Regions from separate parts of the Homo sapiens genome. Here region 2 is linked to region 1. The links are chromatin contacts, found by Hi-C or POLR2A ChIA-PET in ENCODE. All regions are on one chromosome and are shown on one strand. The core of a region is the stretch at or near the end of the contact, and the rest is flanking DNA. Distances in the headings are between cores, read along the strand shown. Region 1 overlaps ASRGL1 (asparaginase and isoaspartyl peptidase 1). Region 2 holds the start of ZBTB3 (zinc finger and BTB domain containing 3).

Region 1 (6,532 bases), core at 2,851-5,350:
ACATGGGAAGTACTTTCTCCTGTTTGGCAAGCTGCCCATATGAAATGTGAATAAGTATCAACTGTTACATGAACATATGATAATCTTCCAAATGAAGGTACATGCGTGACATCCATTTGCCATAACACATTAGGACATAGACCTCTGGGATTAACTCCTGCCTCTTGAGTGGGCAGGTGTAGGACTTGACACTGGGTGCAATGTTGTACAATATTTTTTGCCTGTTTCCATGTGACGTCAAATTTGTTTTTTAATCCTGCTGCATTTATATGAGTCAAAGCATGAAGTTCTTGTGCTTTTATGAATGCAGATGGTACCAGTAAGTCAGCTTGTTCATTTGCTTTAGTTAAAGGCCCTGGTAAATTAGTGTGTGCCCAAATATGAGTAATGTAAAATGGGAAATTTCTGTTTCTTACAGTTTGTTGTAATAAATTGAACAGCTGGTTTAACTGATCATCCATGCTATATTTAATTAGAGCTGTCTCAACATCCCTTGTAGCCTGTACTACATATGCAGAATCTGATACAATATTAATAGGTTGATTAAAATCTTGTAACACTGTAAAGACTGCAACCAACTCAGCTCTTTGAGCCGATTGATAATGAGTTTTGATTACTTGCTCTTTTGGCCCTATGTAAGCTGCCTTTCCATTGCTGGAACCATCAGTAAACACCGTCAGAGCATTTTCTAAAGGTTCATGTCTCGTAATTTTAGGTAAAATCCAAGTAGTCAATTTTAAGAACTGGACGATTTTTGTTTTGGGGTAATGATTATCAGTAATTCCCACAAAATCAGTAAGACCAATCTGCCATGCACCAGAATTGATAAAGGCTTGTCTAACTCGTTCCTTGTTTAAAGGAACAACTATTTTGTCTGGGTCATTTCCACACAATTTTATTATTCGTAATTTTGCCTGACCAATTAATGTAACTATTTGATCCAAGTACAATGTAAAAGTCTTAATTGTACTGTGAGGAAGGAATGACCACTCCACAAGATCAGTATTTTGAACATTGATGCCTGCTGGAGAATGTGCAGTAGCAAAAATCAAAAGTTGGAGTGGGGCTAAGGGATCTATTCTATTTATTTGTGCTGGTTGAATTTTTTCTTCCACTAATTTAATTTTTTTTGTTGCCTCTGGAGTGAATATTCTTTTACTATTTAAATCTGGGTCTCCTCTTAAGATAGAGAACAAATTTGACGTGACATAAGTAGGAATGCCTAGAGTTGGCCGAATCCAATTAATATCTCCTAGCAATTTTTGAAAGTCATTTAATGTTTTTAATGTGTCTTTTCTTATTTCTATTTTTTGTAGCTTAATTTTTCTATATTCTATTTGCATCCCTAAGTAATGAAAAGGAGTAGAGGTTTGAATCTTATCAGATGCTATTGCCAGTCCAGCATTGGCAACCTCTGCTTGCAGAAATGTATAACAGTTAATTAATTTGTCTCTCATTTCTGCAGCACATAAAATATCATCAACATAGTGAATGATATAACAGTCTGAAAACTTGTCTCTAACTGGTTGAAGAGCTTGACAAATAGTTGGACTATTAAGCATTCCCTGAGGTAACACTTTCCACTGAAATCTGGTGGCTGGTTCTTTATTATTTATGGCTGGTATAGTAAAGGCAAATTTTTCATAATCCTGCTCCGCCAGAGGGATGGTAAAAAAGCAGTCCTTCAGATCAATTATAATTAAAGGCCAGTCTTTTGGGATCATGGCCAGAGAGGGCAACCCGGGTTGGAGAGGCCCCATGGGTTGAATTACGGCATTTACGGCTCTTAAGTCAGTTAACTTATGCCATCTGCCGGATTTTTTTTGAATTACAAACACAGGAGAATTCCAAGGCGAGAACGAAGGCTCAATATGTCCCTTTTCTAATTGTTCCTTTGCTAATAAATGTAAAGCCTCCAGTTTTTGTTTTGGTAGCGGCCACTGATTTACCCATACCGGTTTTTCTGTTTTCCAAGTTAATGGAATGGGTTTAGGAGGCTCTACAGTGGCCACCCCTAAAAAGGATACCCTATTCCTTTTCTTTCTTGATTTCTCTCAGTCTCAAGTGGAACTTTAATGCCATTTTCATTTTTTCCTAGTCCCTTTCCTGGTATATATCCCATATTAGTCATGATTTTTTGACTCCTGAGGCTGTATAATGGAGCAGGCATAGTGATTTCTGCACCCCATTGTTGTAATAAATCTCAACCCCACAGATGAAGTAATCATTGGTTGAAGTAATCATTGAAGTAATCATTGGTTGAACAGTACTTTCTTGATTATCCGGCCCTAAACAATGTAATAGTACTTTGATACACTTCTGAGGAGTGCCTACGCCGACAAGTCCTGTAACAGCCTTTCATTTAGGCCAATTTTTTGGCCACTGGTTTAAAGCAATGATAGAGACATCTGCTCCAGTGTCTACCAACCCTTCAAACTGTTTTCCTTGAATAATGGCCTTACACACAGGTCTGCTCTCTGAGAACTGACTTGCCCAATATGCAGCCTTTCCTGCCGGATCAGTGCTTCCAAACCCTCCTTTCTATTTATCTCACTGTTTCCAACCTTAATATAAGGCAGGAGTAACAACTGAGCAATCCTGTCTCCTGGACTGGCACTGCAAGGAATTGAGGAGCTAATAACCAATTGAATTTCACCTTTGTAGTCTGAATCAACCACACCAGTATGAATTTGAACTCCCTTTAGATTTAGACTTGATCTTCCTAAGATTAGTCCTACAGTCCCCTCAGGCAGGGGGCCATATACCCCTGTGGGAATTTTTTGTGGGGGCTCCCCTGAAAGCAGAGAGACTGCTTGTATAGTACATAAATCTACTGCTACACTGCCGCTTGTGGCAGGGGACAATTGTTGTATTGTGGTAACTGGCTCATTCCCTGAGGCACTTGTGACAGTGGGGGTTGTTGTCCCTGAAAACCCTGAGGAACAAAGGGCTGAACTGGGAATGCCCCAGTTTGTTGCAGGGCCTGAGGCTGGCCCCTTTGCTGTTTCCTGACAATAGTTGCCCATTTCTATCAAATTTAGAATTTGATAGAATTCTAATAGTGTTTTTCTTTTTTACATCTTGGACATAAGTCGGGTGGCTCTTTATCTGTTGTTGTTGTAGTAGCTTGAATAGTTATATTTTGTTTTTTTGAGGCTGGGCAATTCTTTTTTAGATGACCAATTTGACCACAATTATAACATTTTCCCCCAAATGTTCTAACTTGTCCTCCTAAAGCAACTCCCATTATTGCTTGAGCCATAAGCATAGTTTTATGCATAGCTCCTCCAATTCCATCATAGGCTTTTACGTACTCTGAGATTACATCTGATCCTGTGGGAACCTTCCCTTTTAATGGCTTAGTGGCTGATTGACACTCAGGATTGGCGTTTCCATATGCCATCAACTCCACTATGACCTTACGGGCATTTTCATCGGTAATTGACTTTTGAGCAGCATCTCGGAGCCTTGCCACAAAATCAGGGTAGGGCTTTTTAGAGCCTTGTCTTATTGTATTGAATGAGGGGCAGGTGGTTCCTGGGTCTTGGATTTTTTTCCCAGGCCCTAAGGCAGATAGCTCTAACTTGCTCAATGGCCTCATTTTGCATTATTGCTTGTTGATTAGTAGTGCTCCAATTTTGACCTTTTCCTAATAGTTGATCTGCATCTATGTTAACTGGAGGATTGGCAGCCCTATTACTTCAGACCTGTTCTTGTGCCCCATCAATCCACCAACTCTTAAATTGTAAAAATTGAGACAGTGAGAGTGATGATTTGGCCAAAATCTCCCAATCATAAGGAATGAGTCTATGTCCATGAGCAGTGGAACCTAATAATGTTCTCATATAAGGGGAGTTGGGTCCATACTGTTTTACTCCCTCTTTCATATCTTTTAACATTTTTATAGAAAAGGACTCATATCTGGCCCCAACTAGGGTAGGCGCTCCTTCTTGGGCCCCTTCTCCAGGTGGCATCGGTACTGGGAATTGCCACGCCTCAATATCTCCTTGTTTCCTTGCCTTATCAATAATTTTATGTAATGCACTACCTTGTCCACTAGGTGGTGCTGTAGGATAAAGTCTTATAGTGGGCGGCTGAGGCTATAGCGCCCTGCCCTGTGGTGCTGGAAACACTCCTGGCTGTCCATACTGATTTTCTGGGGGCGGCCGATACTGAAGTTCGGCTGGCGGCCAGTATTGATAGGCTACTGGCGGTTGGGTCTTATTTTCTACCGGCTGATATTGTGGATACTGTATTTGGATTGGCGTTGCCATGACAGAGACTCTCTATTTGATATTCTCTTGGGGTTTGTACTTGTCTAACCTGCATTTGAGGTTGTAATGTTACAGGCATCTGAACCGCTGGAAGAGGAGTTGGCCATCATGGTTTAGACTCTGATGGCCCCGCTAATTCTGGACCTTTTTCTTCTAATTCTAATGCTTCAGGATATATTACCTCCTGTAATTGATTGTAGTCAACATTTTGCATTGACCGAGCCATTACAGACTCTGCTACATATTTACAATGTGAACTTTTGAACTTTCCATTCCTTTCTGGGATTCTATCCCTGCCTATTCTTCACAATCTATTACACAGCTTTCAGGGGCATCAGCAACTGAAACGCTATCTTCTCCTGTTTGAAACAGTTCTAAATTAGCTGCTTTAATAATGGCCCAATCATTCCATACGGTAAGTGGGATGATTTTACCCTTCCTACTTGCTTGTTTTAATTCTTTGCCAATTTTTTCCCAATCTTTTAGATCTAAAGTTCCCTGTTCTAGAAACCATGGGCAGAATTGTTCTACTGTTTGAAATAGCGTGATTAGATTTTTTTGTAGAGACTCTAACTCCCCCCTTTTTAAAAGAATTTTAATAAAGCTGAGATAAGAGGCATATTTACTTTCAGTTTGCCCCATTGTTACCCTAGGTTCTTCCGAGGGCACAAGCTTACCACAAGACTGACTGTAGACGTACTCGGGAATCTCTCATCAACTTGTTCTCAATGACCACGCTCTAGCTCACCTTCACCCTAGAGAAAAGCACCCACGTTGGGCACCAGATGAAGGGGTGGCCAGCCCCTCTACACCTGTGGGCGTTTCTCATCAGGTGGGACGAGAGACTGAGAAAAGAAATAAGAGGCTGGGTGCGGTGGGTCACGCCTGTAATCCCCGCACTTTGGGAGGCCGAGGCCGGTGGATCACGAGGTCAGGAGATCGAGACCATCCTGGCTAACAGGGTGAAACCCCATCTCTACTAAAAATACAAAAAATTAGCCGGGCCCAGTGGCGGGTGCCTGTAGTCCCAGCTACTCAGGAGGCTGAGGCAGGAGAGACAGAGACAACGTATAGAGAAAAAAAAGTGGGCCCAGGGGACCGGTGCTCAGCATACGGAGGACCCCCACCGGCAACAGTCTCTGAGTTCCCTCAGTATTTACTGATCATTATCTCTACCATCTGGAGAGGGGGATGTGGCAGGACAATAAGTTAATAGAGAGGAGAGGGTCAGCAGGAAAACATGTGAACAAATGTCTCTGTGTCATAAATAAGGAAAGGTGCTATGCCTTGATGTGCATGTATACAAACATTAAAGAGCAGTATTGTCGCTAGCACCTCTCACCTCCAGCCCTAAGGCTGTTTTCTCCTATCTCAGTAAATAGAACATACAATCGGGTTTTAAACCCAGACATTCTATTGCCCAGGGACAAGCAGGAGACAGATGCCTTCCTCTTATCACAACTGCAAAGAGGCCTTCCTCTTTTACTAATGCTCCTCAGCACAGACCCTTTACGGGTGGGGTGTCGGGCTGGGGGACAGTGTCGGGCTGGGGGACGGTCAGGTCTTTCCCTTCCCACAAGGCCATATCTCAGGCTATCACATGGGGAGAAACCTTGGACAATACCTGGCTTTCCTAGGCAGAGGTCCCTGCAGCCTTCCGCAGTGTATTGTGTCCCTGGGTACTTGAAATTAGAGAATGGTAATGACTTTTAACAAGCATACTGCCTTCAAGCACTTTTTTAACAAAGCACAGCCTGCATAGCCCTAAATCCATTAAACCTTGAGTCAACACAGCACGTCTCTGCGACACAGGGTTGGGGTAGGGTTACAGATTAACAGCATCTCAAGGCAGAAGAATTTTTCTTAGTACAGAACAAAATAGAGTCTCTTATGTCTACTTCTTTCTACATAGACACAGTAACAGCCTGATCTCTTTCGTTTCCCCACAAATCCATATAGTATTTGAGTGTGATAATGTAAAAATCAGTATTCATTTCTAAATCTAAGTACTGCTTTGAGAATTTTGTTGGTAATTCCAGTTGCTGCTGCTTCAGCAGAAGGAAGCTTCTCCAAATTAAAATAAATTAAAAACTTGCTAAAAACTATGTTGACTCAAGAAAGCTTGTCTTTTGCCATTTTGTCAATAGAAGTCACGTTAAGTATAAGAACATCATCAGGGGCCGGGCGCGGTGGCTCACGCATGTAATCCCAGCACTTTGGGAGGCCGAGGCGGGCGGATCACGAGGTCAGGAGATCGA
Region 2 (6,532 bases), core at 1,610-4,109, 370 kb after region 1:
TGAGTTAAGAGAATCGCTTGAGGCCAGGCACGGTGGCTCAAGCCTGTAATCCCAGCACTTTGGGAGGCTGAGGCGGGTGGATCACGAGGTCAGGAGATCGAGACCATCCTGACTAACACGGTGAAACCCCGTCTCTACTAAAAAATACAAAAAATTAGGCGGGCGTGGTGGGCCAAGATCGCGCCACTGCACTCCAGCCTGGGGGACAGAGTGAGACTCTGTCTCAAAAAAAAAAAAAAAAAAAGGAATCGCTTGAACCTGGGAGGCAGAGGTTGCAGTGAGCTGAAATTGCGCCACTGCACTCCAGCCTCAGTGACAGAGCAAGACTCAAAAAAAAAAAGGCAGCTGGGCGCGGTGGCTCATGCCTGTAATCCCAGCACTGCGGGAGGTGGAGATGGGCGGATCACGAGGTCAGATCTGTCAGAAGATCGAGACCATCCTGGCTAACACGGTGAAACCCTGTCTCTACTAAAAATCAAAAAAAATTAGCCAGGCATGGTGATAGGCGCCTGTAGTCCCAGCTACTCGGGAGGCTGAGGCAGGAGAATGGCGTGAATCGGGGAGGCTGAGCTTGCAGTGAGCCGAGATCGCGCCACTGCACTCCAGTCTGGGTGACAGAGTGAGACTCTGTCTCAAAAAAATAAAAGATTAAAAAAAAAAAAGGGTAGGAACTTTCAGCCTGGGCAGAGCCTTTATTCTTGTCACCCAGCAGGGGTGATAAGGTGCCACCAACCTTCTGAGCTGCCATCTAAGGATGGTAAGAGCAGCCTAGCATCAGCTCATGCTCCCTTAGATGTTAGTTTTTGGGGCCAATACAAAATCTTTAGGTGGCCCTCCACCACTGCTGCTCTGTCTGTCTGCTGTTGGGGAGCCAGGGAGAGGCTGCACCCCTAGAAGGGGTCCCACTTCTGGATCTGGTTTGCTGCGTTTGGCCAGGTCCTCATTGTGAGCCTTGCGGATGTGGCGGTAGAGGTCCCCTGACTGCGTGTAGCTCCGCAGGCAGTAGCGGCACTCATAGGGTCGCTCACGTGTGTGCACCGTGGCATGTCGCCGTAGTGTGTAAGAGCATGAGAAGGTCTTCCCACATGTCTTGCAGGTGGGAACATCCTCAGTAAAAACCCCAAAGCTTCCTGGAGCTGCTTCGTACTCAGAAGACAGGTAAAGTGGCTCATGCAGGGATGCGGGTGCAGGCAGAGGTGAGGTCACCAGTCCTCGATGATACTGCCCTGCACCTGGCAGCAGATGGTAGGGTAGATGAGGGTCTGTTGGCAGGAAGTGGTCACTTGGCCCCACCTCCTCCAGTCCTGCTGCCCCTGGGTCTTCAAAAGCCTCTGGCTGGGAGGGCTGTGCCCCATACACTGCTCCTCCAGATGGGAAAGCTCTCTCAGGACCCTGAGGCTGTTCATCTGACACATCAGTCTCTTCATCAGAGATCACAATAGCTTCAACTTTCACCTGGACCAGCTCAGCTTCAGCTGGGGCTGGAGCCTGGGATGGAACTGGAGCTGAGACAGGGGCTGGGGCTGACGTTGGGGCTGAGGCTGGGGGATAGAAGCCTTGCAGTGGTCCTCCAGGATCCTTTGGTTCCACCACCCTCAGACTCTCAGGACCCACATCAAGAGATGGCAGTGGCTCCAATGAAACTGCTGAGATGCCAGAAGAGAAGTAGTTTGTAGGAATGGTCTCAGTGGAGCTACTAGGGCTGGCAAGAGAGACATCAGCCACTGGTGGATGAGGTGCCCGCAGATGTGGTGCGTCAACCTCCATGCCAGGCTGTGTAGTGTCAGCCCCACTAGACATTGGTGGCTCATCTGGAGGACGGACAGTAGGTGAGGGAGCAGCAGAGCCTTTCCATTCCCCTTTGCCCCAGTGGCCTGATGTCTCAGCAGATGCCAACGAAGGTTGGGTGCCACGGGAAGTACTAGACAAAAACTCCAAACTAGGAAGCTGTGAGTTGGTTTCCTCCTCCTTCTTGGTACTGTCTGCCTCTGCCAGGGCCCGGGCTTGAAGCCGCCGCTTACACACCTTGACGATGTCATTCATGTGCAAGTAGCTGGCAGCTGCCAGCACATCCTCCACAGGGGTATCCCCTCTCAGGGTCAGCTGGCCAGCATACATAAAGTCCAGAAGCAGCCCAAAGGCTGGGGCTGTGACAATTTCATTGTGAATACACACCAGATCCCTCTTGTCCAATTCCCGCTCCTTGTAGAAAAGCTGGAAGAATGGGCTGCAGGAGGCCAGCACAGCCCGATGGGCCAAGAACTGGGTACTACCCACCATCACGGTGCAGTCACAAAGGAAACCCTGGGACCGCTGCTCCCGGAGGCTCTGCAGCAGCTGCTGACTGTGTTCTGGGAACTCCATAGTACCCCACGAAGGAAAGGGGGCCCAAAAAAGGTCCCCACCAGTGGCTCCCTGAGAAAAAAGGGCAGTGAGTTAAGACAGGTAACCTCCCCAGCAACCTTATCAGCCCTTAACTATCACTTGCCACTCCAAAACAATCGCTTAAGTTACTGCCCTTCTTTCTCCTAGGTCACACCCAAAGCTCTCCCATTAGCTCCGCCCACCTCGGCCTAACCTTAGAACAGGCCCCACCCCCGTCCGATAAGCCCTGCCCCCGGAAGTCCCGCCCCTTAGCCACCCTCCGCTTCCTTGATGCCCACCCGGTAGCGTCCAACGGCTCCACGAAGTAGAGATCTTTTTCGCTCCCAGGCCTTGCCAGGCGATGCCTCTACGCCCCACTTCGAGAACTCCCTAAGCATCTCCCTCACGCATTCCAGGGGCTAAGGACTACCAGGGTGGGAACTAGCGGAGAAAGCTGATACCTCACCCACCACCGAGCAGCCACAGGGCGAGCTCCGCCCCTTCCCACCTTCTCAGCTTTAATTGGCTTAAGATTGCCCTCCCCTGTCACGGATTGGTCCGCTCTCCACTAACCATCCTCCCTCTAACTGCCGTCTACAATTGGGTGCTCGCCGCCATCGCTTTTGCAGTCAGGCGTTGGATTGGGTGACGCTCCTGTCCTCAACTTTTCCTCTTCGTCCCGCCTTCCTTGCCTCCGAGCCCTCAGGATTGGCTGAGCTTCTCCTTCTACCTAATCCAGCAGGCAGGAGGTACCCGGCTCCGAGTCGCTGAACGCGGCGCTCTCCTGGCGAGGCTGGAGGTCGGGAACCCTGCAGTGTCGGACCCGAGCTGACAGCAAGCCACTCCCGCTACAGGCTGACAGGGAAAAAGAGAACCAACTAGGCCAGGCGCAGTGCTTCACGCCTGTAATCCCAGGACTCTGGGAGGCCGAGGAGGGCGGATCACTTGGGGTCAGGAGTTCGATACCAGCCTGGCCAACATGCTGAAACCCCGTCTCTACTAAAAATACAAAAATTAGCAGGTCTTGGGGGCGCGCGCCTGTAATCCCAGCTACTGGGGAGGCTGAAGCAGGAGAATCACTTGAACCCGGGAGGCGGAGGTTGCAGTGAGTCAAGATCGTGCCACTGCACTCCAGCCTGGGCGACAGAGTAAGACCCTATCCCCCCACCCCCCCAAAAAAAGAGAACCAACTGGTGACTGTGGGCAATAGCCCCACGTCCCTGAACTGCGTTTGTCTCTTGAAGGTCCCTTCCTCTCAAAAATTCTAAGATTTGCCGGGTTCGGTGGCTCACGCCTTTAATCCCAGCAGTTTGGGAGGCTGAGACGGGCAGATCACTTGAGGTCCGGAGTTCAAGAGCAGCCTGGCCAACATAGTGAAACCCCATCTCTACTAAAAATACAAAAATCAGCTGGGCATGGTGGCGCGTGCCTGAAATCCCAGCTTCTAGGGAGGCTGAGGCAGGAGAATCTCTTGAACCCAGGAGGCAGAGGTTGCAGTGAGCCAAGATAGCGCCACTGCACTCCAGCCTGGGAGACAGAGCAAAACTCCATCTAAAACAAACAAACAAAAAAACATTTTAAGATGCCCTACTGCTCCACTCCTCCAAGCTAAGTTTCCGGGGCTCCCGGCTCAGTGATGGCATGAAAGAACTAGCAGCTACAGGGATGATGTCGTGGTGTCCCTAGCCTGGACTCTACAGTCAATTTACAGTGAGAGGATAGAGTGTTCTTTGTTTCCAGAGCGTGCTGAGCAGGTGCTGGTAGGAAGGGTAAGAATGGGGTCAGGATCATAAAATGTCCCAGGACAGGAGAGAAGAAGCAAAAACCGTGTCTACTGAAGAAATCTTTGAGAGTCTCTACACACCCAGAGGAAAAGGCTATAAGTTGGGAGTCACTGATAACTGCCCCGTCTGACCCAGGTAGTGTTACTAGAGGAGTAAACTCGGTGCCCTAATCCTCACTCCTTCACCCACCACCCTAAGCATCTCTACTTTATTCTGCAGTCAGGCCCTCCGATCAGACCTAACCAGAATTAGGGAGAGTTCATCTATACAACAAACTTGTGCTACATACATTCAGGATATGTTGGCCTTAGCTTGAGATCATGCCTCTTCAAGACACTGTGTTCATTCTTACAAGCCATACAATATTTACTGTATAGGAATTAAAACTAAGAAATGGGCCGGGCACAGTGGCTCATGCCTGTAATCCCAGCACTTTGGGAGTCCGAGGCAGGTGGATCACCTGAGGTCGAGAGTTCGAGACCAGCCTGACCAACATGGAGAAACCCTGTCTCTATTAAAAGTACAAAAATTAGCAGGGTGTGGTGGCGCATGTCTGTAATCTCAGCTACTTGGGAGGCTGAGACGGGAGAATCACTTGAACTTGGGGGGCGGAGGTTGTAGTGAGCCGAGATCGTGCCGTTGCACTCCAGCCTGGGCAACAAGAGTGAAATTCCATCTCAAAAAAAAAAAGAATAAATAAATAATAATAATAAAAATATAAAAATTAGCTTGGCACCTATAATCCCAGCTACTTGGGAGGCTGAGGCAGGAGAATCCATCTCAAAAAATATATATATGTTTTTATATATACATATATGTAAATATAAATATATAAATTATATACATATAAAAATATATGTATGTATATGTTGTAAATAGAGAAGGGGGACTCTGTGTTGCCCAGGCTGGTCTTGAACTCCTGGGCTCACGTGATCCTCCCAGCTTGGCCTCCCAAAATGCTGAGATTACAGGTGTCAGCCACCAAGCCTGACCTTTTTAATTTTTAATTTAATTTAATTTTCATTTATTTTTCTTTTTTTGCGTCTTGCTCTGTTGCCCAGGCTGGAGTGCGGTGGGGTGATCTTGTCTCATTGCAGTTCTGACCCCTCAGGTGATCCACCCACTTTGGCCTCCCAAAGTGTTGTGATTACAGGCATGAGCCACCTTGCCTGGCCTCATATATATTTATATTTGTTTGTTTTGTTTGTTTTGAGACAGTGTGTCGCTCTGTCGCCCAGGCTGGAGTGCAGTGGCACGATCTTGGCTCACTGGAAGCTCCGCCTCCCGGGTTCACGCCATTCTCCTGCCTCAGCCTCCTGAGTAGCTGGGACTACAGGCGCCGGCCACCACGCCCAGCTAATTTTTTGTATTATTAGTAGAGACGGGGTTTCACTGTGTTAGCCAGGATGGTCTCGATCTCCTGACCTCATGATCCACCCGCCTCTGCCTCCCAAAGTGCTGGGATTACAGGCATGCGCCACCACACCCGGCTAATTTTGTATTTCTAGTAGAGACAAGGTTTCTCCATGTTGGTCAGGCTGGTCTCGAACTCCCAACCTCGGGTGATCCGCCCGTCTCGGCCTCCCAAAGTGTTGGGATTACAGGCGTCAGCCACCGCCCCCGGCATATATATATATATATATATATATATATATATATATATATATATATATGTATTTTTTTAAAATAGAGATGGAAAAATAACTATTTACCAAAATCAATAAATATGTCGTGAGAATAATGGCATTGTTTTACAGGGGGGTTGGGGGGAGACACTGTTTTTCTCTCCTCTCACACCACCACAACAATCAACAAAGAAGGCTACTGTGTGACCAAATGTGTTGGTTTTTTCCCCAGTCCACAAGCAAGCAGTTCCAGCTGGGTGTCCTCTTGTTTAATGCCAACACTGTCTACCTGGAGATAACCTCAGATCTCAAATGTTTAGGGTGCAGATCTCAAGACCGCCCTCCCCACCGGCCCCCCGGTACTAGTTTCTTTTCTCTCCTTTTTTCTTTTATTTCTTTTCTTTTCCTTCCTTTTCTTTTCCTTTCTCCTTCCTTCCTTCCTTCCTTCCTTCCTTCCTTCCTTCCTTCCTTTCTTTCCTTTCTTTCTATTTCTTTCTTTGTCTCTTTATTTGTCTCTCTCTGTCTCTCTCTTTCTTTTCTCTCTCTCTTTTCCCCTTTTTCTTTTCTTCTTTCTCTCTCTTGTCTCTCTCTTTCCCCTGCCTCCCTCCCTCCCTCCCTTCCTTTTTTTTTTTTTTTAAATCAAATTATTGTTTACCAGACATGGCCCCTGACTTCTGATGCTAGTCAAAAGCCCCAGGCTGTTTTACCTATGCCTCTGACTGACCAGCTGTAAATCTAGGCCCCCACAACTCTACTTGG

The links. A loop is a pair of places that touch in the nucleus more often than their neighbours do. ChIA-PET counts read pairs that join two places held with the same protein, here RNA polymerase II (POLR2A). Pooled maps may share reads with other maps.
Region 2: a pooled map shows a loop between it and region 1 (2.3-fold over the local background). The contact joins the promoter of ZBTB3 here to the enhancer-like site in region 1. A Hi-C loop is called at or near these places in 2 of 168 maps with a recorded cell type or tissue (K562 and PC-9), 2 of 37 single-sample maps with no recorded cell type and 7 of 50 pooled maps. POLR2A ChIA-PET finds 5 or more read pairs at or near these places in 6 of 52 experiments (A673, H1, HepG2 and 2 more).

What each region holds. Positions count from the first base shown.
Region 1 is chr11:62,376,870-62,383,401 of GRCh38, forward strand. The region is part of intron 4 of ASRGL1 (asparaginase and isoaspartyl peptidase 1); the gene reads left to right. Among named protein-coding and RNA genes, the nearest start is that of SCGB1A1, 39 kb to the right of the region's middle. RefSeq lists enhancers at 5,276-5,841, 5,842-6,407. Within about 2 kb of position 4,101, at least 2 of the 41 ENCODE cell types and tissues checked have a DNase peak (open chromatin) inside an H3K27ac peak, as active enhancers do.
Region 2 is chr11:62,751,301-62,757,832 of GRCh38, forward strand. It overlaps ZBTB3 (zinc finger and BTB domain containing 3), which reads right to left and starts at 2,860. Exons shown (of 2, transcript NM_001370809.1): 1 at 2,664-2,860; 2 at 1-2,415. The coding sequence starts at 2,364. The coding sequence ends at 790. RefSeq lists enhancers at 1,513-2,390, 3,271-4,148, 5,527-6,053.